Linked DNA regions of Mus musculus: regions 2, 3 and 4 are each linked to region 1. The links are chromatin loops, found by intact Hi-C in ENCODE. Cell type or tissue: heart. All regions are shown on one strand. Region 1 overlaps Gm36405 (a long non-coding RNA gene). Region 2 holds the start of Gm36140 (a long non-coding RNA gene). Region 3 overlaps Slc7a1 (solute carrier family 7 (cationic amino acid transporter, y+ system), member 1). Region 4 has its middle 40 kb from the start of 2210417A02Rik.

What was found. Peaks named below come from ENCODE experiments on the same cell type or tissue, not always from the same donor. Only the 100,000 strongest peaks of a DNase experiment are listed, where the experiment ranks them.
Region 2: it touches region 1 in a loop (2.5-fold over the local background); 2 of 42 quality-filtered maps call a loop at or near these places.
Region 3: it touches region 1 in a loop (7-fold over the local background); 23 of 42 quality-filtered maps call a loop at or near these places.
Region 4: it touches region 1 in a loop (4-fold over the local background); 6 of 42 quality-filtered maps call a loop at or near these places.

What each region holds. Positions count from the first base shown.
Region 1 is chr5:148,789,862-148,797,861 of GRCm38, forward strand. It overlaps Gm36405 (a long non-coding RNA gene), which reads right to left. Exons shown (of 3, transcript XR_377235.2): 3 at 4,456-4,940. Among named protein-coding and RNA genes, the nearest start is that of Gm36405, 15 kb to the right of the region's middle. In heart, a CTCF peak has its summit at 4,844 (motif pointing left); DNase peaks (open chromatin) are centred at 3,380 and 4,820; H3K4me3 peaks cover 211 bases.
Region 2 is chr5:148,629,632-148,637,631 of GRCm38, forward strand. Gm36140 (a long non-coding RNA gene) reads left to right here and starts at 4,277. Exons shown (of 4, transcript XR_868716.2): 1 at 4,277-5,753; 2 at 6,697-6,920. In heart, no CTCF peak of the experiment used is centred here; DNase peaks (open chromatin) are centred at 3,030 and 4,500; H3K27ac peaks cover 1,459 bases; H3K27me3 peaks cover 247 bases.
Region 3 is chr5:148,329,269-148,337,268 of GRCm38, forward strand. Slc7a1 (solute carrier family 7 (cationic amino acid transporter, y+ system), member 1) reads right to left here. Exons shown (of 13, transcript NM_007513.4): 9 at 7,839-7,941; 10 at 6,109-6,326; 11 at 5,224-5,390; 12 at 4,622-4,730; 13 at 1-3,275. The coding sequence ends at 3,172. Among named protein-coding and RNA genes, the nearest start is that of Slc7a1, 67 kb to the right of the region's middle. In heart, no CTCF peak of the experiment used is centred here; a DNase peak (open chromatin) is centred at 3,363.
Region 4 is chr5:148,697,895-148,705,894 of GRCm38, forward strand. No RefSeq gene overlaps it. Among named protein-coding and RNA genes, the nearest start is that of 2210417A02Rik, 40 kb to the right of the region's middle. In heart, a CTCF peak has its summit at 3,300 (motif pointing left); DNase peaks (open chromatin) are centred at 2,517 and 7,067; H3K27ac peaks cover 1,027 bases.

The DNA.
Region 1 (8,000 bases):
AAAAGCAAGATGACATTTGAGTCTGGAGAAGATGGCTCAGCGGTTAAGAGCACTGACTGCTCTTCCAGAAGAGCACCCACATGGTGGCTCACAGCCACTGTAATTCCAGTTCCAGGAGGTCTAAGGCCCTCCCCTGGCCTCCACAGGCATTGCATGCACACATACAGTGCATAGACATGTGTGTGCAGGCAAAGCACCCGTCTACATAAGATAAGAAGTTTTTTTTTTTTTCAAGGTAACATTTGCTAGGACCGAGGAATGGTGGCCCACATGGGAACCGGGGGAAAGATGTAGTTGCAAACTGAACAGTGAGCTAACTGCAAAAAGGTGGAGAGGTCAGATAGTATCAAAACCAAGCCAAATGTCATTTTAGAACAACGAAAAGAAATGATCATAATCTATATACACTTATATTAGGGGGCTATAAGGATAAAGAGCCAAGAAATCACAAATAAATGAACATGTCAGGCATCTTCATTAGGGTTTTGTTACTATGAAGAGAGAGAGACCATGACTTTTGTAAGGGACACCATTTGATTGAGGCTGGCTTACAGGTTCAGAGGTTCAGTACATTATCATCAAGGCAGGAACATGGCAGCATCCAGGCAGGCATGGTGCAGGCGGAGCTGAGAGTTCTACATCTTGTTCTAAGGACAAGCAGCAGACGACTCCCTTCCGGGCAGCTAGGAGGGGGATCTCCAAGTTCACCCCCACACAGTGACACACTTCCTCCAACGAGGCCACACCTCCTAATAGTGCCACTCCCTGGGCCAATGACCCACCACAGTAAATGACCGAGTGTGGTGGGGCTCGCCTTCAGTCCCAGCACTCTGGAGGCAGAGGCAGGGGTCTCCATGAGTTCAAGGCCAGCCTGAGCTATATATTGAGTTCCAGGCTATCTGGGGCTACATAGTGAGACCTTGTCTCAATGGGCAACCAAAAGGAAGAGGAAGAGGCAGCAGTGGCAGCAGCAGCGGCATCAAAGGAGGAGGAGGAGGAGGAGGAGGAAGAAGAAGAAGAAGAAGAAGAGGAGGAGGAGGAGGAAGAGGAAGAGGAAAAGGAGAAAAAAAAAAGCAAAGAACGTAACAAGAAATGGTCCTGCTTGCCCTAAGAAACGGGGAAACTAGACTTTCCTCTATTGCTTAAACACAGAAGCTGCTCTCAGGATTGCATCGAGCTATTCCAATACAGGAACATCTCCAAGTGTGTCACAAAGTAAGTCACCTACAATATTGCCAGACGACAGGAATGTCTCACTGTAACCTTCAAGGACCCACAGTTAAGTCCACCAGTGATCAGAATCAACGCAATGCACACGACTATAGTGAAGAAGGGAGGACTAGAACATCCTAAGGGAGCACTCTACACTCACGGAGAGAGATGTCTGGTCCTTGAAGAGCTTTTTGGTATCCTTGGGAACTCTAGCCAAGTGGTGCTGGTTTCTGTCTGACCCAGTCTTTCTGGGCCTTGCTAGCTAAGCACCAGGATAGCACAAATCAACCAAAGGCTGCTGTCTGGGCTGTTTTGAGAAACTTCCCTCTGCAGGAAATAGTCATGGTACTCACTCCGTGACAGGAGAATGGAATTCCTGGGCATTGGTGGGGACATGAATTGAATGGCCATGGGGCGAAACTGTACAATGGACCCACAGTCTATAGATCGTGCCATTCATGCAACACTGGCTGCCTTGAGGGATGGAGGGCATACTTTCTCATCTTGCAACAATGAGTACCAGGATGTCTCTGCCTCCGGGAGTCGAGATTGCTCTCGGTGGCTCTCACCACTCAGGCACCTGGGCAGCATCTGTCCAGGCTGAATGAGGTGGGGTCTGTCCTTCCAGACACCTCAACCTGCCTGCTGACTCTAAGCTTCCAGAAACTTCCAGCCTGCTCCTTGCTGGGATGAACAGCTCAAGTCCAGAGTCTTAGAGTAATTGTATTCGCCAGGCTTCTGAACTGCTGACACGGAGTAGGAAGGACCCAGTGTCCAGCTACCAAAGGAGCAAAGGACACTCAGAGGCTGCTCCCGGCCCCCAGCAGAGCCCCTGTTAAATGTTTGCTCTCCCTGGCCTTGATGTACCTCCATATAAACAACAGCTGGACTCGGGCAGCTTCTGTTTTGCAGGTGGAAGGAGTCGGCAAGATGGAAAAGAGGAAGCAACAGGCTAGTATACGCCAGGAAACACAGCACATAACACTCATAAGGGCCTGGGGTTCTGGCAGTCTGGCCTCTGCGTCTGTAGTCAGGACCGCAGCGTTGACTAGCACGGTTGTGACAATCTTCTGTGATGCTTTGGTGCTTCGGCATAAAGGCACCCATTAACCTGCCCATTAATACAAAAATTAGCATAAGTGAAGGAAGACATTGGACCAAGGACCTAGTCTGTGACGCTCACTCTGATGATTACAGAGGCTTGTACAGAGAAGTTAACAGGTTTCAGATGTCACTTGGCTTATAGTCATTGTTAGAGAAGATCCTCATTAACAAGGTGGATATGAATTCTCACTTAAAAGAAGAGAAATGGAGGCACAAAGAGGGTTTTCTGGTTCTGTGACTCAATCAAAACCTTGCAGGAAGAGCTAACACCTCTAAGGGTTGACTGGAGAGAAATTAATAAAGATGTTTCCAGAAGTTTACAGAGATAGACAGAGGCAAACCAACCCCTGGGTGTCCATGCAGGAAGCTGCTTCCTACTGAAACCTCAAGGGGCAGGTACAGAAGGCGATGCTAAAACCCAGAAAGGGTTCCTAGTAGAGCTGGGGGTGGGGTGCTCCTGGTGGGAGCTGGGGGCCCAAAGGGACCTGCTCTTACCATCAGGAGGAAAGGGGAACCAGAGGAATAAACAAACACTGCGACTCTTCCTCCACGTAGCTGAGGTGGAAACAAGATGTCAAGGGAAACAAAACCAGTTCTCCGTGCATGGAAGGAGAAAGCCAGAGAACAACCGTCAGGGGAGGAACGATTGGAGACTGCCCAATTTGTGTGGTGACACCTGCAGCTTGGGCAGGGAATCAGTGAAGGATGCAACTTTTTTTTTCAATGGACAAAGAAAACGGAGGGAGGAGCTGTTGACGAAGAGCACGCCCAAACTTGACTGCAGATCCAGCTGACCAGTTCCGGACAGCGCTTAAAGATGCAAATCAGCTACAGACCTAACCTCACTTCACCCAGCAAGCTGGGCAGAGGCAAATATCTGGGTCAAACAATAGCCTAGAAAATAAGTAGATAAGAATCTAAACAGGTCGTTTCTGCTGCAAGATCCTGACATTGCAAAGCTCCAACCCTAAAGCTTCAATCAACAAGGACTGAATACATGTTGAATGAATACATTCTTCATTCAAACCAAATCCAGAGCCTGATGCATTTTGCCTGCTCCTTGCCGCTACTTAGGGCGCCACCTCGTGCCCATTTGCCTGTACTACACCCTCCCGCTTAAACCTTCACTTGGAAAGGTTTGTTGATAGAGGAGAGAAAAATTGGCTTCCAAGACAGACATTTTTCTAAAGCGGCTGATTTATAAAGTGGATTTCACACATTATTTTTCTTGAACAAAACTCCAAACACATGACTTAAAAACAATTACTTAAGGCAGTGTACCTAGTGTTTGGATATTTCTGTTCAACAACTGCTTTTAGAAAAAATGTTTACAGAAATTGGTTCGTTTGCATAGGAGATAAAGATAGCCTGCACGTCTTGCAGAATGTGACCTCATATACCTAAAACTTATTTAGGCCTCTGTTAGGGACTGAATGGTATCACATTCCCCCACCAAGATTCACTAGTGCTTCCAAACGAACATAACTCTGAGATGAGGCCCGTAAAGAGATTAAGTCCAAACACACCTTTTAGGGTGTCCCTATCCAATGTTAACGATGTGTTTATGGGTATTTTATTACAAACACGTAGGCACAAAGGGAGATGAACACGATGAGAAGCCATGAACGGGCTTAGGAGAAAGCAGGCTGCCTCTACATCCATCTCCATCTCCAGTCTTGTGGGAAGGAGCAGGCTAGAGGAAGCGGGCAATCTGCGGCAGCCTAGGTAGCATAATCTAGCTCTGATTTCTCTCCTAGGCAAGGTGTGCGAAGACACAGGAGACCCTGTCTCGGTGGAGGGAGTTGAGCTGCCACTAAGTAGGCTCTTGCCAGAGATTTTGGCCTCTGTGAAAAAAGAGTGGTCCAGCGAATTGGGAATGAAATGCCTTTGGGGAGTAGGGGGGTCCCTAGCACAATGACTGGCTTGCAGCACCTACTTCATGCTCTAGGATCAGCCTTAGCAAGAGTGTGGGCACAATGGTACCAGATTTCCCACAAGGAAACCTGTTCAGACCCCCTCTGGACCTTATGTAGAGAAAAGGGAAGCTGGTTACTGAGTGTCAGTAGAAAGCGCCCCCCCCCCTGCCCGCAATCTGTGGAGAGCTGAGAGACTTGCTTCCAGACAAGCGCCTTGAGGATGATGGCTTTATTGAGGGCACACACACAGTAACCTGGGGTTAGAAACATCGAGGAAGGAAAGATAGGTGGACTGAAGCAAACAAGCAAGGGAGGGAGGCAGGAAGTGTGCAGGGCCTTAGGACTGGACATGGGAAGGCCTCTGGAGCAGGCAGCCTCCCTGGAACCACAGCTCAGCTCAGCTGCTTCCAAGATCGATGCCTGGGCAGGGCCATTTCCTCATCCGGCGGCAGGCGGCTGGCGGCAGGTGGCGGACGGCGGGGCCATTAGTGACTCTGTGACCCACTCGCCGCCTGCCCATCAAGGCCCTCCTGAGCCATGGTCACCTGCTGTCCTGCTGCACTCCAGGTCTGCAGAGTCCAGGTGAGAACAAGGGCGCCCCCTGGCGGACGTCACTTCCCTGCCGTTTTCCCGGATGTTAGGGCTGTCCAAGGTCTTTCCTTGTTTTGAGCCAGGAGAGTTGAGGGTTTTGCCACTGGGTGCAGCCATCTTGGTGGCCAGGTTCATGCAGAGCAAAAAGGGAAAGAGAGAAGAAGCAATAAAACTTACTGAGAAGGGCAGGCCGACAGAGTTCCACCGGGCACAGATGGAACCACGTTGGCTCTGTCCTGGAACCCTGCTTTCCGCGTCAGGAAATGAATGAGCTACAGTTGCAAGCAGTTTCTTTACATATGTTGGATAAGTGATGCTGCACTTCACAGAGGTTTTGGAATGCTAGAAGTTGGAGGAAAAAAAAAAGTTAAATTCAGACAGCTAGCCTAGTTCATTTTCTGTTGCTGTGATAAACACTGCAACCAAAAGTAACTTGGAGAGAAAAGGGGTTATTTTGGCTTACGGGTTGCTGTCCATCACTGAGGAGAGCCGAGGCAGAAACTAAAGCAGAGAGGTAGGCTGCTCTCTGGCGTGTTCCCCAGGCTGGCTCACCTTCTTTCTTATATAGCCTAGACTCACCTGCCCAGGGATGGTTGGACCCTCCTACACCAATCAGCAATAAGACTATTCCCCAAAGACGTGTCCACGGGCCAATCTGATGGAGGCAAGTCTCCAAGTGAGGAGTCCTCTGCCCTGATGTATCAAGTGATGCCTAACACCATGACATCAGAGTAAAACATTAATCTGGAGTGACATCTATTCAGGCCTAGCAGAGCCCAGGCTGGCATTCTATTTTCTGAATAAAATATAGAACGGTGGGAAACCCCTGAGAATTTCAGCCACCCCAATAGGGTGGCAAGGACTTCATTGCCCTAAAACTTCCTCTCACGGATATGCAGGCTGCCCAATGGAATCTTTCAGAAGGTGAAGCAATACAAGGAAAGTCTGAGTCTAAGAAAATGAATGTCAGGGATGGCTTTCAAGTGCTGGGGAATGAACCCATAGCCTTGGGCATAGTAAGCAAGTCCTCTAGCCTTGGGCTATGTGAGTGGCCATTGGCAGATGTATCTTTTTATAGAGAAAATCAGATAAAATGAGGTGTGTCCCTCTGGCACTGGGGTCTGGCACCTCGGGAAAACCAGAAAGTGTGGAGCGTCTTAGGTACACAGCAGGGAAGCAGCCCCTTTGCCAGTACTTGGCAAAATAGACTGTGCCGTGCAAACCTCCTCCATCTCCCTGCTGAGAAGGACCAAAGAGCTAAGTCTGGAGGGAGCCATGCCTCCTTCAGGTAAGTGACACTTCAGATAAGAAAGGTGCCCAGGGAACCCCGAAAGGACAGACGGATGGAGGACAAATTCTTTAAAATTATGTGATGTGGATGAAAATAACACATACTGCAAGTTAGCCCTCATGTTAACCCTGCCCGAGGTTGCTCATGCCACTAATCTGAGAGGCCCCTGGGCTAACCAGAGGATGGACAACAAAGGAAGAAACAGTGGTGCCTTTTGACCCACAAACCTGTGATAAATGACATTTTGAAAAAAAAAAATCCAACCGAATCTCATAACAAAGCCAGCCAGCGGCTCTCTGGTGTCAGCAGATATGAAACACCTGTTGTGGTCAAACTTAGCTTTGTTTGCTGAGGCCTCAATGGGGCTGGATTTTTGTAGCAGTTGTTTTTCAAAGCGGGGGTGGGGGGTGGGGGGGAGACTCCTAGGCTGGCCTCATCAGCACAGGCAGCAGCTTGTGAGACCCACAGATTCTCACTATCTGTCAGTGTACCCCCTCAAACTCTGCACAGAGGGAGGGCAACCTACTCCAGCAAGCCGCTCCAGCTTATGGATTCCAGTGCGCTCTCCAGTTCAAAATAAGCCATTTTAATTCCCTGCGTTTCGATGACTTTCTGTCAGGATAGATTCCAAAGCAAGGGGGTTTAAATTGGATTTGGATCACAGGAAATAAGGTTTGATGGATGCTAAGTCACTAATTGCCATCCTTACACAGTAAAAACAGTGCACCATCGAGAGTCCAGGACAAAGAGACAGAAAAGCTGAAACTGGAAGAGAAAGACAGGTTTTCCCTTGGCACCCCGGCAGGGATTTCTGGTGATGTGCCACAGGACCCTGCTCTCAGTCAGGCCTGTGAAACATCTCTTTCACTAGTAAAATTAAGCTCACCCATTTTAAAATGGACAGATTTGTTCATTAGTGCACACTACCAATTTTCTGATTGGCTGATCTAACTAAGATGCTATTGGCATCAGTGGAGCAGTGGTTAGAAGCTAACGGTGTGTCATTCATCCATCCATCGGGATCAGATACATAGTCAGGGCCAAGCAACCAAGGGCCCTCAGGCAAATTACTTAGGGTCTGTGAAAGGCAAAGGGTTGGGGGGTGGAATAGGTTGAAAACTGTCCCTCTCCCCAAATGGCCAGCTCCTAACTTCTGTGCTCTCTGAATTGTCCGGGCTCAGAATATACCTCAAACCAAGGTGCCTTGGATGCAAAGAAAACAGAAGATACCAAAAATCTGTACCTGACCCTGGCCCACTTTTCTGTGGGTGTGCTGCTCACTGGGGCTGTCTGAACAACCTTTCATCAAAGAACTCCTGGCTGTCCAGCCCAGCCTGGGGTTACAAGCCATTGCCACTGTGGCAGCCATGAGGCAGTAGTATCTTCAGTTAATGGGGATGGGGTGGGGGTAGGGATGACCATCCTGGTTTCCGCAGGGGCTACACTGGAATATACAACCTACCCACGGTAATCAGGTTCCTTTCCCCTCTGTCCTCAACAGCACTGCTGTTTGTTTTCATGAGAACTTTTTTTCCCCCCTGGCTGGTGACATAGAAAATCGTTTCTGAAGGTTCACATGTCCTGCAGACATCATTTTGCTTGTCTCTTGCCAATCATGCCTTGCTGTGGTGACATCATCCATGGCCCTGCCCATGGACAAGAGGACGGGCACAGGAGATTAAGTTTTAAGACTTAGATGGTGAGGAGATGCCAGTAGATCCTAAATGCGACCTCCCACACTAAGTGGTGGCCCGCAGAATCGCAGACCTGAGGATGTTTGATGACACTGCGCTCTTAAGTCACAAGCCAGAGGATGCAGCTGTCGCCGGAAACTGGAAGAGGCAGAAACAGATTGTCCCCTGGAGTCTCTGGAGGCAGCACAGGCT
Region 2 (8,000 bases), 160 kb before region 1:
CAGAAGAGGGAACAAGATCTCATTATAGGTGGTTATGAACCACCATGTGGTTGCTGGAATTGAACTCAGACCTCTGGAAGAGCAGCCAGTGCTCTTAACTTCTGAGCCATCTCTCCAGCCCCAGGAAATTTTAAGATAAGACAAAAACTGCAAAACACAGTAACGACTTTTAGTTGCCAGTGATTAGCCACTGCCCCAGAATTCCGAGTTCCGATGGAAGTTCCCCAGTGTGAATCTTGAAGTGCTCTGTAAGGTAGATCTTGTGACTATGTGCAAAACGGCTAGCTCAGTGCAAGCCTTCACCTCAGGGCTGGATGCAAAGTGCCTCCCCGAAGTCTCAGAATTCCTTGGCTTTCTCCTGGTTTCACTGGGGACGCAGAGAACTGGGCCTGCTTTGCTCCTATGTAGAGGACTCCCCAAGGACATGCTGTGGTTCCTCCTAATACACATACTACCCAGGAACATGCAGAGGTGCCTTTTTGTTTCTTAGATCCCTTTAATGGTCCTACAATTTAGGGCAACTGGCCTTTTTTGGTCATATTAGCTTTTGTAAAAAAATTTTTTTTATTTTAAAATTATTCTTTTATTTAAAGAATTATTTATTTATTTTATGTATGTGAGTACACTGTCGCTGTCTTCAGACACATCAGAAGAGGCCATCGGATCCCATTACAGATGGTTGTGAGTCACCATGTGGGTGCTGGGAATCGAACCTGGGTCCTCTGTAAGAGCAGCATTATCATTAACTGCTGAGCCACAGTGCCTAGTTCTCCTAGGTTTCCACCATCTGGGTTTTTGTTTGTTCCCTTTCCTTTTTCAGCTCTCAGCGTGTTCCCTGTACCCTTGGCTGTCTTTCTGAGACTCCTCCCTCTCCTCCCTCTATCTCACACCATCACTGTCTTAGCAGAATCCTGAATTCACTCTTTGAGAGCTGATTTGACTCCACTATGTAAAACCTGTCCCGGTGGTTCCGACACGCTGTGTGGCTCAGTGACAGCTGCCACGTTGCACTTTAGACTTTTAGTTTGTCACTCCTCTCGAAATGTGGCACTGAGGGTCAGCCTGCACCCCGCTTACCTTGCTCTCTCCCTTGTCTCCCTGGTGTCAGGTGCCCACCAAGTTAGAACTTATTTGTTTTGGCTTTGAGGGAGTGACTGAGACTGTTATTTCTTGAATCCTTATGTGTAAATTATGGCTGATAATAGTCCTTCCCGGGCATCATAGTCAAATTCACGCAATGCCAAGTGCACAACTCGAAACATACGGTGTTAGCCCCTCCTACAATTATCATACAAAACCCCACCTCTTATTTAAATCTTTAACAGTTCTCTGCTTTTGAAGTATTTCCCTCCCAACTTCATTGGCTGGCAGAAAACAGAGTCTCCTGTCTTTTGGTGTTCTTAGCACTCCTTGTGTATCAGAAAAATCTGGAGCCCTAAAAATGATCACTGCCGGATCCTACCGTCCCAACATCCTCCAGTGGGAGAGCCCTCATTGATCATTTGATCCCCACGTGTCTATCAAGCCAAGCCAGGTTGCAGAGTCCTTCTAAATCATGAGTGAGTTGACGTTCTGCCAGCAGCTCCTTTGTCTCTTTATCTTTGGAGCTGTAATTTCGAAGGGACCAATTTCCAGGTTATCTCACGGGTTCATTCCCAGAAGTGGGCAATTCTCCTCACTCCCTCCTTCTTGCTCCTCAACCACCCCCCCCCCTTCTAAGGTCTCTTTGTGACTCAGCATCTGAAATGCTTCCTGGCTTCCCCTCTGTAGCCTCATAGCAGTAAAGTGTTGGTTGGAAATAACTCAGCACGTAAAACGCTAAATGATAAAAATCCCAGGTAACAGTGTGTGGTAGGGATCAATGGATACGCACACCCCTCCACCTCTCTGTCGTGTGTCTCCTTCTAGCCCTTGATGAAGGTGGACTTGATGCTCTGGGTGGGTGGTCTGCTCTGGCAGTGGCACCTGGCTGGTACCCTGGTAAATGTAGTGAGCGCCAACAAGGCAATTGAGGTCCCCATCTTTTGCTCTCTATTCCTTTAAAATCCTTCTGGAACCATAGGTATGAAGCTGCTGATACTTACCAGGCATTGAATTTCAATGGGAATTTGGCCAAAGTCAAGACTGGAGAATCCGGCCCCATGGTGGCCAGTTCGGAGTGCTGAGTCAGGGCCTTTCTGCTGATTCGGTTGTCTCTTTGGGCTTATGTAATTCCAGAAGTTGAACCCAGAAGTTCTACTGCCAGGATTGGGGGCTGGGAGTGGGGGGGGGTACTTTACATTTGAGACAGGACAGATAACGTCCAAGGCAAAAGAAATAGTATCTGAGGGTGGAGGGCAAAGGGGTGTTTTGGAGATGTGAATACTGCATAAAATGTCCCATTGTAAGAAAGCCACTGTGGGTTTTATATTCTCAGACAGCGCCTTTTTTTCTTGGTTCACCTTAGATGTCCCCTCTGCTTGTGTTCCCTTACATTCTTTTTAGCTCAGGAATGGCTTCTTGTGTCATCTTGCCAATCAACCCTGGAATGTGATTTTAAATTCTACAGGAAGGATGCGTGAACTGTCAAGGAGATGCTGAGAACTGGCCCCCTTTACTGCAGACCCTGAGCCCTGGCTGACATAAAGGACACAGCCCTCTACTCTCCTCACATCCACAGAGACTCAATCCCAGGTGGGAGTTGTCCCACAGGGCTCCAAATGTCCTCCGCTTATTCAGGACACAGTTAAGCCTCGCAGCTTAGTGAGACCTGCCCTTGAGAATAACTTTTCAGGTCGAGAAACTGAAGCCTCCGGAAAGCTGAGTGAGTTACCTCGATCACATATCACCTGCAGCCGAGATGGAGCTGCCTCCAATTTCTGCCAACAGCTTTCTGCTTGCTGGTTTCTATCCATGGGCTAGAGAAGACAGAGCTGGCATCAGGACCACCCAGAGCTGGCGAAGGAAACTGTTCCTCGGTCACACACCCTCTTGGCTGTATGTCAGCTTGCAGGGGAGGAGGGGTGCTTTTGAAAATGTTGTCTAGGTACCGATTACACAGCCAGTGCCAAAGAGCCAGACAGGGAGGACATTCTTAATGTATGAAGTCATTGGCTTCCAGATCATTCTACTTGCAGAACAAGGTTGCCGTGTTGACGGCCACAGAGCAAACTCCCCCAAAGGCTTCTAGATGCAGCAGAGAGAACGTTAGTAAAAAAAAAAAAAATCTACCAAACATCCTGCGGCTTCACTCAGCATTTCAGGTTCAAATATTTGTTTTGTGCATCAGGAAACGGCTCAGGGCATGGAACCATCTCGCTAAGTGCAAGATTATGAGGCCACGTGGCCAGCTAAGTGCCCAGAGTGAGTCAGGATTTCTCCTGGGCGAGAACCCCTCCTCTAATCCACACCTCTGAACAATGGCATCAGAGTCAGAACCCATCTGGAGCCTTTCCCCTGGCCAGGCATCCAACTCTCCCATTGTCCTCTTTAGTCCCTTATGCCAATGTCTGTCAGTCCTTCACCCCTGTTGAATACTCCCCTAGTCCTCAGTGGCTAAGTTTGCCATCTTTGACTGACCACCCAACCAAGACTTAAGGCTTCCTTGTTCCCAGTTTCTTGTCAGGTGCTGTCTGCGAACATAGCCTTGTGCCTGGTGATGCCAGGTCCTTCCTGTCCCCTCCCTGTTCCTCTGAGGAGAGAAGGGACGTCACAGGAAGAGTCCTGGCATAGATTAGGCCATCATCCCCCGTGTCCTGGGTGGATGCCACTTGGACAGGTAGGATTCCTGAGTCCCATGTCATTCCCTCTGGACACACACAGGCTGGTGGCCAGGCCAGAGGGCTGATGTGGGGGGAGCTTGCCAGGTTTCTCATCAAATGGAATGCAAACACAGCCAGAGGCAGGCAGCCGTGGGCCTGTAGCCATGCTGCGGTCAGTGCTGGGTCTAGGGTTCACACCGAGCATCCTCCCAACCTGGCAGGGCCTGTGGCAGCGTCCTTCCGGTGGGAAGGGTTCTTTTGGAAAGGGCCTTCTAGGTGCCATGGGAGTTGGGGACATCTAGACTGCTGGTTTAAATCCCACTTAACTTGCAACTCCTGCAGTTTTCCATTTAAAAAAAATTTCCTGTATCATGCTGTTGAAAACCAGGTACCCTCAAACACCTACAAATTGAAAGTCACGGATGATAAATCTTTTACTGACATGGATGAAAATGAAGGATTACACAGGAGTCAGGAAAAAAAATATCTACCACAGTCTTGTCTCTCTGGCTCACCTCCCATTCAAATCAAGTGAAACCCCAAACTTACTGAAGTAGGTAGATTTCCCCTTTAGGGTTCTCTGTCATCTTTCTCAGCCACATCACAAGACCCATAGTCCAAAGTGTCCATTAACCCAGCTTTCCAGTGGGGGACATCCTAACACTGACCAAATATTAACACACTTCATAGAGTCTTCTAATCTGTGAGCTGGCGATACTCCAGACCCTGAGTCCTCACCCTCACTGCACAGATAAGGAAGCCAGCGTCTAGGGACTGGCCCTGGTTTCAAAACCTTTTTTTTTCTCCTGTGGTTCTATGACTAAACAGCACAGTGCCGACCCATGCTGGTCTGGCGCAGGCTCAATCTTGTGGTTCAGGAAGAACCAAAGCCCTCCCACCCCACCCCCAAGGCTTCAGTGTAGCAGACACCCCACTGAACTAATTAGGACCCACCTCTCTAGAACTGCAGACTCACTGGCATTAATTAGACACGCAGGAGCATTTTCTTCCAGTAATGAAGAGAATAACACAGAGGAGTCTCGCTGAAGGCCGGAGCATGGTATTTCATAAAGGTTACCTTCTCCACACGGGAGGAATGAAGATCCAGGGGCTGGGTTTCAATCTAGACTTCTCTCCTCCCTTTGGGCTCTGAAGTCAGTTGGAGCTTGCTTGGTTCTTTGGTTTGCTTCTTTGTACTGAGTGGGAGGTGGACTCAGGAAACTCAGGTCTTCCAGGCCAAGGGCTCTGGAGAAGGCCACAAGGAAAGTGACCCAGACACAGCATGCACATACGTCTGTCATCTGTAAATGATCATACTACATACCACACCTGTGTTCATATGGAAAGATGGGAAGATACACAAACATGCCACACAAATTTAAGCACACACACACACACAAACACACAGTCACACACACGTGTAGTCACAAACATTTGTGCATAAGTGCACACCCAAAGGCACATGTACACACATGCCACACTTAAAGTGGCAATCTCTCTCTGTTTCTATCTTCTCTTTCTGTCTCTGTCACTCTGTCTTTCTCTCTCTCTTGCTCACAGACACACACACACACATTTGCGGTTGTCATAGTCCCCAGTGTTTGTTCCCAGTGACTGGCTGGCTCAGCAGAAAATCTGGCTGAGTTGCAAGCTTCTGTTTGGAAGGTGGGCGTTGCCGTGTGCAAATACATCTCAGGTTCAGGAAAACACAGGTGGAGGGAAGCCAAGGGCACGTGCTGGGGTGGGCGGGGGTTCTTTGTCTTCACTCCCCAGAAGAATAACTTCCAAAATTGGAACAGCATTTCACCTATTAACCCCGACGATGTTGTGTTTCTCAGCCCACAGAGCCTCTGATGAACCCGGTGGGTGCCAACCTGCTGGGCACACCCTCCTCTGTGATGTAATCTTTTGTTGACAACATGTTCTGAACACACCCGTGGTAGACAGGACAAATCGGCAACCCGAGAGCAATCTTAATTTCAACATACACGGAGGAGTCACAAGTTAGGGCAGGTCAGACCCTCTTAGAGTGAGTGCGGCTTTGGGTGGTGGGTGTGATTCAGGCATGAATGGGAATCCTCGAATCCTAGAAGGAAGAGGGAACCAGAAACCTCCCCTCAGCAACTCAGGATGTCCTCAGCTTTTAATACAGCTTAAATCCCCCAAAGCATAGCCAAGGATATGGTCGCTATGCTGAATAGCACGCCAAATGGACAGGAGAGTGACCCATGCACACAGAATGATACAGTACATAGAGCAGATGGGAGTTAGATTTGATTATTCTGCCACAAGGAAACAAACTTGAAAAGAAGAACAATGAAGAATTACCGAAAAATTAGATTTGCTTAACTGTGATTTGTGAAAAAAGATTGAGGCAAAAAACGGTGCTTTTGAAAAGCAAACGTCTTGGATTGACCATTCAGTTTATTTCAGTTTTGTCAAATTATTAAACACAAATTTTTTTGTTTATATTTTTTGTGCATGTGTGCTTCTGTGTGTGGTGTCTGTGTTTATGTATGTGTGAGTATGTGTGTGATGTGTGCATGTATGTCTATGTGTGTGTGGTGTGCCTCTATGTGTGTATGTGATATGTATGTGTTGTGTGTTGTATGTGTGATGCATGTGTATGTGATGAGTGTATGTATGTGGGGTGTGTGTGTGATATATGTGTATGTGATATGTGTGCATGTATGTTTATGTGTATGTATGTGTATGTTGTTTGTTTATGTGTGTGTGTAGTGTGCCTCTGTGTGAGTTTGTGTGTGTACGTGATATGTATGTGTTATGTGTATGATGTGTGTGTATGTGATATGTGTGTATGATATGCATCTGTATATATGTGTGTGTGTGATATGTGGGTATATATGTGGAATGTGTGTAAATGTGTGTGTGCATGCGAGATATGTGTGACCAGAGGACAACTCGCAGAACTCAGCTCTCTCCTTCCACCATATAGGCTCCAAGGGTCAAACTCAGGTTGCCAGGGTTACAGCACATCTTTACACATCAATCCATCATGTTTGTCCTCCAAAAACTTTTGAAAACAACACTAAACCCTTTAAACTCTCCTATGAGATGCCACTGTGACCCTTCTGGGAAGAGAGAAATGTCCACTGCAACATCCGGTCAGCTGTTTGAAGTCCTAGAAGCACACACTGGTCTCAAACCAGCTCCAGACAGGTATGGATTTGTTTTCTCTCGTTGCCTTAGTCAGTTTTCTGTTCCTAATAAAGCACACAAATAACCAAGCCATAGAGAGCAAATGTTTATCTAAAGGTTCCTCTACCTCTAAATGGTGCAGCAGGCTGGGGACCATGCCTCTAACACAGGCCTTTGAGGGGTATTCCAGATACTGTGGTAGCTTGGGGCCTCTTCCACAGGGTCACAGACATTACAGGTATCTGGTCCTCAGTTGCCTTTGCCTGGGCTACTCTTTTTAGAAAACAATCTCGCTTAGTACGAATCCTATTAGATGAAACCATTTATGTATGAAACTCATTTTCTTTTAGACAAATGTCTTGCGATGGCTTTCAAATCACAAGCTGGCTGGTGGGGGTGGTGGGGGAGAGGAAACTGGGCATTAAATCGTTCTAAAAATAAATTTAAGGGCTTTTTACAAGAAGTGAGAGCCTTACCTGCCTGTCTGTGAGCGAGAGTGGCTTTGGGGGTTAGCCCACAGCAGAAAGCTAAGTGTCACTTTAGGATGGCCATTTCACAGGCATTATGGACACAGCCAGGGGCCACCTGAGAAACAGCAAAAGGCAGGACCACAAGGTGCTTGGCTGCTCAGGCCTGGTAAGGAGATCGGGATGAAGTGTCCATCATTACGGTTCTCTGTGTGCTCAAATCAAGTCTGTAAAGGAGGGCTCTACAAGTCAGCCTCCTTCACAAAGGTCGATGGGAGGTAGCTAGCTTTCCCTCTCCCTCCCCGTCGCTTCCTCTTCCTCCCCTTCCTCCATCCCTTCTCCTCCACCCCTTCTTCTTTATTCATGTCTCCTCTTCCTTGCCCTCCTCCATCCCTCCTCCTCCATCCCTTCTCCTTCCCCTCCATCCCTCCTCCCCCATCCCTTCTCCTTTCCCTCCTTCATCCCTCCTCCATGTCTCCTCCTCCATCCCTTCTCCTTACCCTCCATCCCTCCACCTCCATCCCTTCTTCTTTATTCATGTCTCCTCTTCCTTGCCCTCCTCCATCCCTTCTCCTCCATCCCTTCTCCTTCCCCTCCATTCCTCCTCCTCCATCCCTTCTCCTTCCCTTCCTTC
Region 3 (8,000 bases), 460 kb before region 1:
AAGTCAAGTCACCAGCAGAGGGGATATCAGATGACAGGCAGAATTTGCATACTGTAAAACCAAACTGTGAACAACTGAAAACAGAATAAAGCCAGCAATCTTCCAGAAACTGCCCGGGTCAGACTCTCATTTTTTCTTTGTTTGCAAAATAAATCCACAAAGGCCTGGCTGTAGGAGATGGGCAGGGATGGGGGATGGGCCTAGGTGTGCACCCACCCTTCCACAAATATACACGGGGGTGTGGGGTGGGAGGGTTAATGTCTCTATAGACACCACCTACCACTACCACCATGACCAGGGCCACCTTCTGAAAGGTGGAGACATCTTGTGCCCCACTCCTGGGTATTGGCTTCTTCATGAACTTAGACCCAGAGACAGGAAGAGCACAGGCTCCTGGAAAAATGGGTCTTTTCAATGTGAATATACTAGCTGCAGGTAAACAAGGCATGGGAATGTGTCTTTAGAATGTCTAAGTTCCAGCTAGGTAGGAAATGCTGGCCATGCTTTGAAACCCAATGGGACTCTTCTTTGGGCAGGAGGCTAGGAGACGGGATACCACCTGCTGTTGGTCTGGAGGGATGTGTGTGTGTGTGTGTGTGTGTGTGTGTGTGTGTGTGTGTGTGTGTGTGTGTGTTGTTTGGGTTTGGGGCTTGTGTTTTCCTTTCAGAAGGAACTGGGGGCATAATAAAAAGCACATTAGAGGCTCGCTCCAGGCATAACTATATACATCATTGTTCCTGTGTACCCCCAAAAGTGTCCACTCTTAGTAAGAGCTCAGTGGCCAATCAACTAACTAGGCACACCGCCTTCAAGCATCTTTTCCTGACTAGGAAGTGGGTTCAGGATGCCCCCCCCCCCGACCCCACCCCACCCCGCCAGGGCCTGTGTTTGCTCCTGTGTCGCACAGGGAAACATATAGAACAGATGTATATATAGACCGTTGCTTGCGGTCCTCAGGAGGGATGGTGACAGATCAAACCCCTAGATACACACCTTTCCCCTTGGTGGGATACAAGCTGCTGGCTGAAACGTCAACTGTAAACACATGGTTAGGCTGCCTTAGACAGGGAGGTTTTACCCAGAAAGCAAGAGACAGTTCAGCAGGAGGAGCGGAGGCTCACGCCTATGCTCTTAGCACTCGGGAGCCTGAGGCAGAGGCCACACTGGGCAACGATAATCCTATTCCAGGCCAGCTAGAGTGTGAAACCTTGTCTCAAAAAAGAAGCCAAAGACACTAAACTTTAAAAGATTCTTCCAACACCTCACTGGGCCCTCTCTCTCTCTCTCTCTCTCTCTCTCTCTCTCTCTCTCTCTCAAGTAACAAGGAAAAAAAAAACCCAGACAGATACTTAACAGACCCTAAGAAGACAATAGGTAATCAAGACCCGAATAAAATAAGTTAATATTTATCAAAATATTTTACAGCACCAATCTACATAACTTTAAATACCTTTAGAAACTCAACATGTAGGGTCTTATAATACTCCCTTTGCAGTGTTTTCAGGCAGCCTAGGAGACAAAGTGCCTGGACGGTGGTCAGGGCCTGGCTCTTGGATGCTCAGCTGTCCTCCACTGGCTGACCCAGCAATTAGGTGGTTTCTCTAATCTCCCTAATTTTCCATACGTAGTGCTGGGGGTGGAAGCTGAGGCCCTGTGTAGGCTGGGGAAGTGTGCTACCACTAGGCTACACGCCTGTCCAGCCCCACTAACTCTTCCATTCTCAAGAATCTTCCAAAGCAGAGGAAAGACAGGGCCATCAGTCTACCTACTCAGCCTGTTTCCACCAGACTTGGGTCAAAAGCCAGACAGAAAAGAAAGCTTGGCTTTATAAACAGCATTAACATTAGACTAAGACACTAGGCTTCGCCACCCCAATATGGTGGAAGGGGGATGTGGGGTGGGGGAAGGGCACCCTGCTGGTTCTGAGAATCCACCAGCACTCTCAAGCAGTTTCTATCTACAAAGAGTAAATGAAGAGGTGTCAGCCCTCAGGCCACACCCCGAGAGATATGGAGCGTGGGGTGGGGGAGGGGAAATGAAGGGGAATAAGGTCCAGGCCAGGGTGGAAATCTCACCAGCAGCAGGCAAAGGCACCACAGCTACAAGAGGAATAGCAATAGGACCCCAAGCCATCTCCTGCGCAGGCCACACATCTTGAACCGCAAGCTGATATGGCAGTCGGTAATGATTTGGCTATCTTCCAAGGTAACATTAAGCCCCAAGTTAATCCAGTGGAGTGATTCACAGCAAGCAGCAGGGGGAGGACTCCGCAGTACTCCTTAGATGTAAAAGGCCACACAGATCACGTCAGTGGCCAGAAAGGCGTCACCACCCCACATTGAGTGCCACCTGTCTGAAGAACTTTAGAAGACCCGAGAGAATGAAATAACCCTACGGATACAGCCTTGTGTTCCAGTGACTCAGGACAGTGGGGACAAGGCGCCAAGAGCAGCAAAAGCCAACCCAGGCCTGCTAGGAATGAGACCAGAGAATGTCACCCTAGTCCACGCGGGCTGAGCTGGCCGTCTCATCTCGACACTACTGGTCACTCCAGGGATCTCCCGTCTTCTGTGCTCGAGATGAGCGGCTCACACCTGAACGGCTCACACCGTGCTGTGTTCTGCACAGATGCTTCTGTGCAGACCCGGGACCCCATCCTACCACCCCAGCCAGAAAGCAGTAAGATGTGGGCCTGTTCCTCCTCTTTAGGTATTCTGTAGTTGATGGGCTGTCGGGCAGCACTGTTGGGGCACATGCTTCCTCGCTGGGATAGTCTTGCATCTTGTGGTCAGGAGACTGTCCTGGGCTGACAGGGAGAGGCTCACTAGCCATCTGGAGTGTGCACATGGGCGATGCCAGGGTGGTCCCAGGGAGGGAGGGAGGCCTGCTTCCCAAGTGAGAGGAGAAGGGGGCCTCCCTTCTGCTGGGGCCGCAGCAGCGAAGCGCCCGGCCGGCCGGCAAGGAGAAGGGCTGCTTTCTTTGTTCAGAGGGAGATGAGTAAACCAAGGGACTGTCCAGAAATGACCAGGATCTCACGAGCTGGCAGCAAACCAGCTTTGGTGACATTGGGGGTGTGAGCTGATCCTGAGGCATGAGTGGAGAGATTGTGAGGGTCCCAGGCTTCTACGGGCACCCGTCAACCGCTGTCACCCTGGTGGGTGGGGCTGCACGTCATTTGCACTGGTCCAAGTTGCTGTCAGGAGTCTTTGCCTGGCCAGCAGCCAGGGACGCTTCCTCACTGTGCCAGATCCCATAACCGAAATAGATGGTGAAACCTACGGGGGAAAAGGGGACAGAAGGGTGAAGAGTGCAGGCAGGGCTGCCAGACCCGCAGGGGGGGCCCAGGTAGACTTCGACACCCGGAGAGGCGACACACGGCCCCGGATGGGATTAGCCAAAGTCACTGTCCTGCTTGCACTGTGTATATCCTGGGCGGTGCACAGGGGCTTCCCTGAGCAGCAGGCTGGGTGGAAGGTCACAGAAGACGTTGAGCTGTTTTCCACCACTAGGTGGCATCAGAGTACCAGAGAGACACTGTTCCTTCCCAGGTTGGGACTTCCAGCCTAGACTGGCTTAGTAGCTCTGATTTTTTTTTTTTTTCCTAAGTAACCCATTAGACTGAAGGAGACAGTCAACAAGGGCCGTACACAGTATTGACCCAGCATCCAGGGCTCTCCACATCTGCAGTGATGCTTTAAAGGACTGACCCACAAGGGACTGTGAACACATGGCTCAGGGTCACCTGTGCAACCCACACAGGAATACAGTCCCGAGGGCTCACCGGCCCAAGGCAGGGGGAGTTTAGGAGAAGACCCCATACCTCCACCACCAAGAAATGGGTCACAGTGAGCTGTGGGCACCTCTCTAGACTTTGAAGCCGAATGAAGACAGGTCCCTGGAATGTACAAAGAAATAAGGCAAGGTGCTTCTCACGAGGTTCCAGGGTCTCAGGGCCCAGGGTCTCCTAGGCCATCAGACAGAATGAGAAGGCCTGAAACCAGCTTCTACAGCCCCCAGGCCAGATGCCTGGGGTGGAGATTGGGAACAGAGTGGCACACTCTTGGTAGGGAGAGACACAACATCAGCCCTAGTGAGGGATGGCCAGCATCCAGGCAGACAACTCCGGACTAAACTGTACACAATCCCCAGGTTGCTCAAGCCCCGATTGTCTCGAGAGCTGCCGTTCCATCAAGAGCTTCCCAGCAGCTCCCACACGCTCGTGGTCCTACTGGCAGAGGTACTCGGAAGAGCCCAGAGCCAGGTACTGGGCAAGTAGGTGCAACTTAGCCTTCCTATCCAGAGTAACTGGTGCTTTCTTAATAACTATCTCTCTCACCTCATGCTTTTTTAACTTCAAGATATGCCTGGAGAGAGAACTCTCTTGGGCAGCCGGCTATGAAAGGTATCTAAAGGGGAAGGAGATTCCACAACGTGTCAGGAGTTTTAGAGTAAGCCACTGACAACTCCTGTTTCTCCATGTTGTCTGAGGTGAAAGGAGGCGGGTTCTGCTACATTAACTAGCCAGTCAGGAAGCAGGAGGGGAAAACGCTCGGCCTTACAGAGAGAAGCTGGGTATCGAATGCGGGTTCACCCAGCAAAGCACACACCATCCCATACATACCTATCAGCATCCACACTGCAAACCGGACCCACGTGCCCTGGTCCAGCTGCATCATGAGATAGATGTTCACGAAGATGCTCAAGACAGGAAGTACGGGGACAAAGGGTACCTGCAGAGACATGAGGCGCCATCAGATCTGATGGGAGGTGGCAAACTCAACAGCCCACTCCAAAAAGAATTGCCCAAACATTCCTCATAAAGAGACTAGAAGAGGGATATCCATTTTATCCCCAAGGTTAAACTATGTTGATATTGTTATTATTATTATTATTTGTTATTATTATTATTATTATATTAAATTATTAAAACTGCAGATACCTTGGGTCACCTCCAAGGCCAAACAATGTCAGGCAATTCATCAGGATATTTAACAAGAGGCCCTTAGAGACAGGGTATGCCCTACTAACTGAGGACTGGGGAGACATAGGGGCTCCTGCTTAACAAGACATTTTGTGCTCTGAGGGTCCCTGAGGTGAGCTGGCCAGACTGGCCTCCCGAAGCTCCCAAGTCTGGCCGAGCCACAAAGGTTCAGCTTTCTTACAGAAAAAAACCACGCTCTCGACCTATTGGTATTTTTCCTGCAGGCCTGCCAAGCTGCTCACCTTAAATGAGAGCTTGGTCTTGCTCTCAGGCTGTCTCCAGATGATGCCTGTCACCAGCATGCAGAGGAGGACTGACCCTGTCATTACAAAGACTGCCCACAGTGTCCCTTCGGCCAGGGCCTCTCTTCCAAGCACGGCCACAATGCACACGGTGATGATAAGAGCGGCTGTGAGAGAGGAAAAGAATTAGAATTGGGGAATTATATATATATATATATATATATATACACACACACATATACATACACACACATACACATATATATACATATATACACACACATATATACATATATATACACATACATACATATATACACACACATTATATGTATATATACATACATATATACATAATACAATATGTATATGTATTTGAAGATATATATTTGAAGATATATATACACATATATATACATATATACATAATGTGTGTATATATATATATATATATATATATATATATATATATATATATATATATATATATATATATATTCAAATCCTCCAAAAGGAGACTGCTTCTGTGGAAAGAGAGGCCCATTGGACATGCAAACTTTATATGCCCCAGTACAGGGGAATGCCAGGGCCAAAAAGGGGGAGTGGGTGGGTAGGGGAGTGGGGGTGGGTGGGTATGGGGGACTTTTGGTATAGCATTGGAAATGTAAATGAGCTAAATACCTAATTAAAAAAAAAAGGAGACTGCTTCTGTGTCATAAATTCCATAGGAATGAAAAGCTGGTGTCATAGCTGGGTATCAAACCAGACCCTCATCTTTCCCAGCATCCCACATCCCTACCCAACTCTCATGCCTGTGGAGCAGAAGCCACACAGCACCACAGACGTAGACTCCAAACCCCTTCCCAGGAAAACGGGAGCTCTTACCTAGGAGGCCGGCTGAAATGTTCACAATTAGCCCTGAGAATTTGGAGGGCTCCACGTTCTTGGGTGAGAGGATGGATTTCAGAGAAAACTTCTCGGCTACCGGTAAAAAGCCTGTCTGTGATTCACTGGCACTGACCAGCTCATTCTGATCTACTCGATCTAGCTCCTCGGTGGTTCTGGCCATCTGGTATACCAGATTAGGTTGTTCTGGCTGGTACCTGTAAAGACATGCCCACTGCATGAGTGCTGATAGCGGCTTTTGTTAAGAAAGGACACGCACATCAGTCTGAGTTCTCACTGTGCATTCAAAGGTTAAGGTGCCTGGGACACAGGTCATAAACCAGTAGAACGGTGCAGACTCTAGCAATACAAGAACAAAGGACAGATCAATGGAGGACTGGTAAGCTCTGTCTACATGCCGTAACTGGATAAAGCTATTCTAAAACGCTAAGTTCCATGGAGTGCGTACCGACAGAGCCTGTGAAGAATGGACCCTGTGGAATGGTTGAGCCCCACGTTAGGGTTGAGCCTCTAATGACCCAGGCTACCTGCAGATGAAGCATGTGATTACATGAGGGCAGGTCCTTGCCTTCCCAACCAGACCGTCCATCCTCAACAGCTTTGAAAAGCAGAGTCCCTTTTGAATTGTTTTGAGGACAATCAAGTCCAAGCGCAAGAAGCGTGTGTATCAAGGGTATCAAGCTAGTTAACTGTTCTTCCTACAGACTCACGAAGGCATTGTATTTTAGCCAATTAAGAAAGTAGGTGGGGGCTGAAGAGATGGCTCAGCGGTTGAGAGCACTGACTGCTCTTCCAGAGGTCCTGAGTTCAAATCCCAGCAACCACATGGTGGCTCACAACCATCTTCTGTAATCGGATCCAATGCCCTCTTCTGGTGTGTCTGAACACAGCTACAGTGCACTTGCATACATAAAATAAATTTAAAAAAAAAAGAAAGAAAGTAGGTGGGTCTCAAAGAACATGTTAGGGTTGAGCCTCTAGAATTGAAGAGGTCTATGAACTAGTTTAGGCTGAATTTGCAGTTGCTAGCAGGGATCAGCCCAGGCTTTATGGAAATGGCTTTTTGCTTTCTAACAAACGCCTGAAGGAGGAAAGGAAGCGATGGTTGTGCCACAAACAGTCACTGTGAATGCATGTTCTCATGACAAATGCCACCTCAGGACATCCCTAGAGCAGAAGCCTGTTCTTCCATGTCCAAGCAAAGATGGGGTACAGGCATAGGCTTTGGGAAGGCTCTGTGTGGGTGAGGCGCTAGAGCACCCAGCTTCAGTGGCCCTGAAGCCACTTTAATGCTGTTGTCGTTAAAATAAAAACAATGAGAATCCAGTGTCCCTGAGAGCTACAGACACTCAGAAGCTACAGTATACATAGGCCCGAGGTTCTTCTAATGCAGTCCTGGGAATCATCTACCCCAACAGTCGGGCCGACTGAAGTCACTGCCCTATGCCTTCTAAGTTTCCGATCCCAGATTCAGACCAATGCTGGTGCTGGGGACACTTAGCCAGAAAGATAGGGGACACGATAGGGACCCTGGTGGATGGGGTGGGGGCTGGGTGTACCACCGACCACATCCCACCTACCCGACATTCTCCAATTCAGCTAGTATGGCCTGAAAACTATGAACTCACAACCCCCCTCGTCAGCACTGTTAAAACAGCCACAAGCGTCTGTTTACCATTTGTCATTGACCTCAGGGATGCCATACGTACCGTAAGACCAAAACACAGGCAGCCACCAAAGAGTAAGCCAGGAGAGTGCCAATGGACATGAGGTCCACCAGGTCCTTCAGTTCAAAGAGGAAGGCCATCACAGCTGGGGAGAAGACAGACATGGGGCTGTGAGTGGCCCTCTGGCGGTCCTATGGTCAGGAC
Region 4 (8,000 bases), 92 kb before region 1:
AGGGTACAAGGAGAAAGTCTTTCAAAATGTCAAGCTAACGGCTCTCCCAAGGAGGATGGAGGCGTTGAGAATGGACAGAGGACCAGAAAGAGGTGTTGGTAGAAACTTGGGCTCAAGTCTCTCCACTCCCTCAGTGCAGGAGATTGCATCTTCAGAGAGGAACGGGATACTTGAGCATCTTAGAATGACGCTCGGTGCCCGAGCCGGCCCACTTCTGCTCTGCACAGATGCCTCTGGAAAGAGGTGTCTCCTGGGGGCACAGCTTGCCTCACAGAGATGGATGCCTTCAAAGACACAGTCTTGGAAGGCGGCAGGCGTCTGAGAGGGACAGGGCTGGCATCCGTGCCTGTCTATATTCCAAGCTTTCTCTTTAAGACATCCGCTCTGTCCTCGCCAGTCTTTCCAGAAGATTCCACTCAAACGGAGTGGTTGCTAAGCCCATTCAAAACAAATGTCCAATATTTCTTAATTAGCACAAATGAACTTGACGTACAATATTTACATGGTGCTATTTTTCGTTTACTTTCTTCTTCTTCTTTTTTTAATCAAACAAGAGTTTCATGGTGCTTCACTTTTCTTGTTATGTGCGGTTTTATATTTGAACTGCTCACTGGGCTTGGGGGACTCGGGGCTCTGGCTGCCAGATCTTGTGAGTGAAGGCAATCTGGGATTCTCCTCTTCAGCCTGTGAAGCAAGCAGTCAGGGCCAGATTAGGAGACCTTTCTAAAGGAGAAAGAAGAGGGGAGACACTGTGAACCCACAGACACGCCACAGGAAGAAGGGGAGACAGTACACAAAGGCTATGTGTGGAGATCCAGAGAATTATGGCTGATCTCAAAAGGCAAATACATAGAAAGTTCTAGAAACCTTGGCGTCCACTGCTTCCATTTAAATATTGCTTGGGGCAAGGTTTTTTTTTTTTTGTTTTGTTTTGTTCTGTTTTTTTTGTTTGTTTGTTTGTTTTGTTTTGTTTTGTTTTTCTTGTTTTCCAAAGCCCTTTGTCATAACCAGGATGAAATAAACGGGAGTATCAGGAGACAGCGATTGTGAATGCCTCTCCAGGTACCTGGGGCGGGTCTTCATTATTCTTCCTGTTTTCTTTATCATCCTGTTTCTGTCTCTTCTCTGCAAAATCCAGAGTTCTGGGGGGAGGGGGGTTGTTTGTTTTGTTTTGTTTTGTTTGGAGGCATGAAGAGAAAGAAATGGTCAAGGACCAAGGGTCAGGTGGCCTGGCGGCACAGGCCTCTCACCTTTAGTCCTTTGAAGCAGGAGGGCCACAAGTCCATGTCCATGGCATACCTGAGCAACTTAGTGAGAGTTTGTGTCAACAATTAAAAAGGAAAGGAAAGGGGCTTTGGGTGTAGCTCTGTCTGGCACACACAAGACTCTACTTTGAATTTGCAGTGCTAAATAAATAAATATTTAAAAGAGGGCGAGAGGGGGCTGGTGAGATGGCTCAGCGGTTAAGAGCACTGACTGCTCTTCCAAAGGTCCTGAGTTCAATTCCCAGCAACCACATGGTGGCTCACAACCACCCATAATGAGATCTGACGCCCTCTTCTGGTGCATCTGAAGACAGCTACAGTGTACTTATGTATAATAATAAATAACTCTTATAAAAAAGGGGTGGAGGGCTAGAGAGATGGCTCCGAAGTTAAGAGGACATACTGCCTTTGCAAAGGTCCTAAGTTCAGTTCCCTGCACCCGCATCAGGCTGCTTGCAAGCACCTGTTCTGGCTTCTATATGAATAAAAATAAATCCTCAACAAATAAAAATGAGAAATAAAAGGAAGAATGTTGTAGGGGGTGGTTCAGGAATCTGCATACAAATGCTGAAGTTCTCTTAATTGACCAATAAAGATGCTAGTAGCCAATGGTTGGGCAGAAGAGTCGAGACGTCCAGGTTCACGCAGGCAAGCTAGGAGGCGCAGGAGGAAAAAAGAAGATTCAACATGCTTAGGAGGGAGAGAGAGAGAGAGAGAGAGAGAGAGAGAGAGAGAGAGAGAGAGAGAGAGCTACCAGCCATGTGAGATGGAGTGACCATTGGCCTCTTCCCCAGCTAGGCCTGGGGGTAGCAGGCAGGAGATTACAAATGCAACTAAGCTGAGGTCAGATTTAGGGTGCTGAGCATGAAGAAGGTAACTGTGCAGCTAAGTTGAGGGCAGATTTAGAGGCTCTGAGCTGGGAGTGAAGGTTAGGGCAGGTTATCCCCAGGAGGCTTAGAAGTGTCCAGCCATTGAGCTAAAAGGCATATTAAAAATAAGTTAATGTGTGTGTGCCTGTGTAAACGTGTGTGTGTGTGTGTGTGTGTGTGTGTGTGTGTGTGTGTGTGTGTGTGCGTGTTTCATCCGCAGAGCCAAGGGAAACAGGGCAGGGACTGGTAGCACGGTCTGCCTGGAGCTTAAAGCAGGGTAGTAAAAACTTCATGCAACAGGATGTGGAAGTAAAAATGTTTCTTGAGAACAGCTTAAAGATTAAGGAAGCTGAACTTGCGCCTAGACAGCAGCCACAGTAACAGGAAATAAGCACACTGTCCACTTCCGAGGCACTTCCTATTTCCAGCTGTCACAGTGACAATGTCATTGTGTGACGCCCATTGTGTGAGGGTCACAGTTCTGTGCAGCTCAGGACCTTGGGTGCTGGATATCTTATCTTTTAAGCTTATTTATTTTTTTACTTTATGTTTATGAGTGTTTGGGCTGTATGCATGTCAGTGCATGACATACATGTCTGGTGACAGAGAAGGCTGGAAGGCGGCTTTGGATCTCCTGGAGCTGGAATTGCAGGTAGTTATGTGGGTGCTGGGAATCGAACTCAAGTCCTTTACAAGAGCAACAAGTGCTCTTAACATCTGAGCCATTTCTCTAGTTCTTTGGAGGACATTTTAGAGATAGACTATAGGAAGAACTGTCAATACAGGTTCAACATCCCAGAGGCCCTAGGCTAGTGGTTCTCAACCTGTGGGTTGTGACCCCCCCCCCCTGAGGGTTCAATGGGCCTTTTCACAGAGGTCTCTTAAAATTGTCAGAAAACACAGACGTTTACATTATAATTCATAACAGTAGCAAAATTATAGTTATGAAGTAGCAACAAAAAATAATTTTATGGTTGGAGGAGTCACCCCAACATAAGGAACTATATTAAAGGGTCACAGCATTAGGAAGGTGGAGAACCGCTGTCTTAGGCTCTGTGAGGGAGATCCTTACATTGTAAACAAAGTATCCGGGATTCACAGTTCCATGCTGGAGGCCATACAACCCCAGAGCTCTTAGGATGCTAAGGTGCCCTCTGCTGCCTCCTGTGGACTACGTGATAGGTAATGCCAGAGATTAAAAAGCTGAGTGTGCTTGTTAAGGGTGGGCTGTGGGGAGTTTGGTGGGGGTGGAGTTTCTGTTTAGGAAGATGGATGAACGCGTTCAGGGTAAGGATGGTAGGGATGGCCGTGGCTGTAGCAACAGTGTGACTACAATGACCATTTTTGCACTTAAAATGGCCCGGAAATGGCAAAGTTGAGCTCTGTATATTTCAATACGGCAAATATAAGACATGAAGAAACATTTTTGGTGCTGGTGACTTACAATGGGTTCATTAAAATAAAATACCGAGATGAAAATATTCATTTATGCTAGCCAGATATAGCAACGTATGATTCTCTCCTAAACCTTCCTTCGAATTTATTGTTTGAGAGTATAAATTTAGGGCTTGAAATAGGTGAGTCCCTTCTCTATACAGCCATTTTACTTAACATTGTATTTCCCAAACAATGGAATGTATTTTTAAACACAATCCAGTGCCCACGTCGTTGTTGAGGTATAATTCATTTCACCCTTTTCTAATTCAGATATGTGGGTTTTCCCTGACGTTCTGTGTGGTAGATACCATACAAGTGTGAATGTTACCATTCTGAGCTTTGCCAGGTTCTGCCTGCTTCCGGAGTACTGGCTTCTTGGGACAGGGTCACTGGGTCAAAGGGCAGGCTGTTGATTTAAACGGCTGTTTTACTTGTTTCTTTGCGCCTGTGAGTCCGTGGTCCTCTCCTTTGTTCCTTCAGGGACTGTGTGAACTATGCACAACTGCACTGGTTGGCTGTACCATTCTCACATTCCTGCGTTTGAATAGCTCCCTGCCAGGAAGCTGTGGTTGAACTCTTGACCCATCCCTAAGGTTGAACCTAGCCATCTGCTGCTCAGAAGAGAGGCCAGACACTGTTGGGTTCTGTGTGTGTCCTGGTTCCTGGATCACACAGGAAGGCAAAGAGTTGAGAAGGAAGTGAAGCTACCCCCTGGGACACGCCCACCTGGGACACGCCCCCTCGCTTGGCTCTAGCTTTGTCCTAGCTTCTCACTATTCGGTCTCAAACACTCTGTTCAGGAGCAAGGACAATGGCCGTTGGGAATTCCTTGGAGGCTGATGAAATGGGCCAATGTAGCGTTAATGGCGCTGATCTGGGCTTCCTGCCTCATGTGAGCTAACATGTTCAGATTCACCTTCCTGCAGGAGAAACGGCAAACCTCTGACTTGGAACCAGAGCTGTCTTTTAAGAGTTTCAATGGAGGAGCTAGAGAAAGTATCCAAGGAGCTAAAGAGATCTGCAACCCTGTAGGTGTAACATTATGAACTAACCAGTACCCTGGAGCTCTTGACTCTAGCTGCATATGTATCAAAAGATGGCCTAGTTGGCCATCACTGGAAAGAGATGCCCATTGGACAGGCAAACTTTTTATGCCCCAGTACAGGGGAATGCCAGGGCCAAAAAATGGGAATGGGTGGGTAGGGGAGTGGTGGGGGAGGGTGTGGGGGACTTTTGGGATAGCATTGGAAATGTAATTAAGGAAAATACATAATAAAAAAAAAGAGTTTCAAATGTCCCTGGGGCTTTTTGCAGGATCTATTGCCCTTTATTTCATTATAGCTCTGCTGGAGAGCTCCCCTCACCACCCACTGCCAGTCCCCAGATTCCAGCTTAAATGTGACTTCAACTGACTGGTGACCGGCTCAGACAAGATCAACGTTCCTTATCTATTTTTCCCCCTTGATAGTTTTGACAACTTCTATTTATACTAATTTGCCTAATTGTTGATTCATGTATCATTTAGTGTTTTCATTCAACAACAACAACAAACAAACAAACAACATTTTAAGGGCCTCTGTGTGCCAGGGAGTGTTCTATTTGCTGGGATGCAGTGGTGAACCAAACAAATTGTGTGTACCTCCTGTGGCCACAGGAGTCCACTGGGAAATAAACAGATGTCTAGACAACCAGCAATTCACAGTCCACTCCATAGCCAAGAAACTATTGGAGTGGAGAGACATCAGGAGACCATGACATGCTGACAGTCATCTTGAAAACCAGACAGAGAGAGGGGAGCTGTCCTCAGCTAAGTGCAGAAGAATTAGGGATGCCCAAGCAGGCAACACACCTACACTCTGGAGCTGTTGGAGAAAGTGCAAGGTAGCAGCATGTGGGGGTGCTCAGAGGGGCAGTGTCTTAGCCAGGGTTTCTATTCCTGCACAAACATCAGGACCAAGAAGCAAGTTAGGGAGGAAAGGGTTTGTTCAGCTTACACTTCCATGTTGCTGTTCATCATCAAAGGAAGTCAGGACTGGAACTCAAGCAGGTCAGGAAGCAGGAGCTGATGCAGAGGCCATGGAGGGATGTTCCTTACTGGCTTGCTTCCCCTGGCTTGCTCAGCTTGCTTTCTTTTAGAACCCAAGACTATGAGCCCAGGGATGGCATCACCTACAATGGGCCCTCCACCCTTGATCACTAATTGAGAAAATGCCCCACAGCTGGATCTCATGGAGGCATTTCCTCAGGGAGGCTCCTTTCTCTGTGATAACTCTAGCCTATGTCAAGTTGACACACGAAACCAGCCAGTACAGTCAGTGTGTGGGGGGGTGTGGGGGTGGCCATGAGGAGGACAGATGGACACAGCCAGAATGTGTAGCAGGATGGTGACCCGGAGCTATGTGCATGGAGCTAGAAGGCAGAATGTGACCACAGAAGTTGGTGGTGGGGAGGCAAAAGGCATCCTGGACCTCATGTTCTAGCTGCAGCCGGATGCAGTAGATGGAGAATTAGAAAACCTGCATCCAAGTTGGGAGGCGCCTGAGCTGTACAGGAAGAGAGGAAAGCTGGGGGGATGGAGACGGTTTCTGAAAATTATTTTATTATGTTTATTTGGTGTGTGCCCATGCTGTGCACACTGGAGCACTCTGTTCACAGGTCAGAGGACAACTTGCAGGGGTCAGACTCAAGTCAGCAGCCTTGGCTGCAAGCACCTTTATCTGCTGAGCCATCTCACTGCCTTGGGGTTGTGGGATTTTGTTTGTTTGTTCTGCTTTGTGTTTTTTTTTTTTTAAGCTAAGTGAGGGTGAACTCAAAATGGGTATCTTTCTCCCTCTCTCTGTCTCTGTCTCTGTCTCTGTCTCTGTCTGTCTCTCTCTCTTTCTCTCTGTCTCTTACTGTCTCTGTCTCCCTTTTTTCCATTTGTGATCCTGACCATTTTTTAACCTGCAGGAAGTATGTTCTCTTCCTCTTGTTTATATATATATATGTGTGTGTGTGTGTGTGTGTGTGTGTGTGTGTATTAGTTGCTTATATATGCATGTTAGCATTAAACCATTGATTCAGAAAATTAACTTGGTTTAAATCCCACTTCTGTCTTCCAACATATTGCCCGTTTCTCTCCCTTCTGTGTCACTGGCAAGCTGGTGGAATGTCTCCCTTAACCTTAAATTGTTGGTAAAGCCCAGCATGCAAGAACAAGGTAATTACAGGCCATGTCTTATCTCTAAGCGTGAGTCTCCGAATTCTAGCCGACAAGCTGCATCACACCAATGTCCTCCCACTGAGACTAAATTTTTCTTCCTCTGTTTTTTCTTCTTCTCGGGATGGAGATCATGAGATCACTGTAAACGGCTTCCTAAAACCCTGTTATCTTTGTCTGGGCTGATCCCTTAATTTCAGAGTGGTTAAGTCATGGGGTTGGAAGCACACAGTAGACAGCCCTTAACACTTCAGTCCTCCACCGAGGATGGGCACAGTCTCCTCACAGTCATAATTTGAGTCCCTAGGGTGGCCGATGACATTGCCTTGGCTGGAAATCTAAGTCCATGTGACAAGGTTTCAGCCACTCCAAGAGAGAACCCTGCTGGCTCCTACTGGTTGCTGTCTGCTTTTGCTCCAAATCCGTTGAATAACCCTTTTCTTGAATGTCCAGGGTGAGATCTCTGGAGCAGATGTATTACCTTCTAGAACACAAAGATAACCCACGTGTGGTACTGGAAATGCAATGGGCTACTCTCTGGAAAAAGTCTATTAAAAACTGTGAAAGACTGAAAATAGAATGATGTTCTTTAAGGAATGGTAAAGATTTTTGGCGAAAGAAATTCTTTCAATTTCATACAGAGAGGGGTGTTGTGGGGGGAGGGGGAGAGGGGTCCTGGAAAAGGTTTTTCAGTTGCAAGTGACTTGCTTTGTTGGACAGGTCCAGGGCCCATCAGAACAGCTGCATCTGAACAGCTGGATCTGGAGTCTCTGGAAGAGTGAGAAATTTCTTCCCATCTCTCCAGTGGGCCTGACAGCTAACTCTTTCCTCAAGACAGCTTCCCAGAGCTGACTTTAATCCATAATTCCAAAAACATCTGATTAGAGGAGATGAGGTTTCCACTAGACTATTAAATAGAATTGCCAGAGTCAGCAAAACAAAATTGAAAAGTCTGCTTGGTCTACTGGTCACCGATAAAATGCAAGACAGAAACAAGGGGGGCGGGGGGTGTTATTTCGACCTGCTTCTTCAGAGGAGTCAAGTGTGCTGGAGCAGGCAGAGCCGTGTGGTAGCAGGGGTCTGTGGCAGAACACAGCATACGTTGCAGAAGGCCAGGAAGCACAGAGAGAGTTGACAGCCAGAGATAATATTCCACCTAGACTCGCTCCCCAGGGACTTAGCTCCTCCAGCCAGGTCCCACCTCTCAGGTTTTCACCGTCATCCAAAACA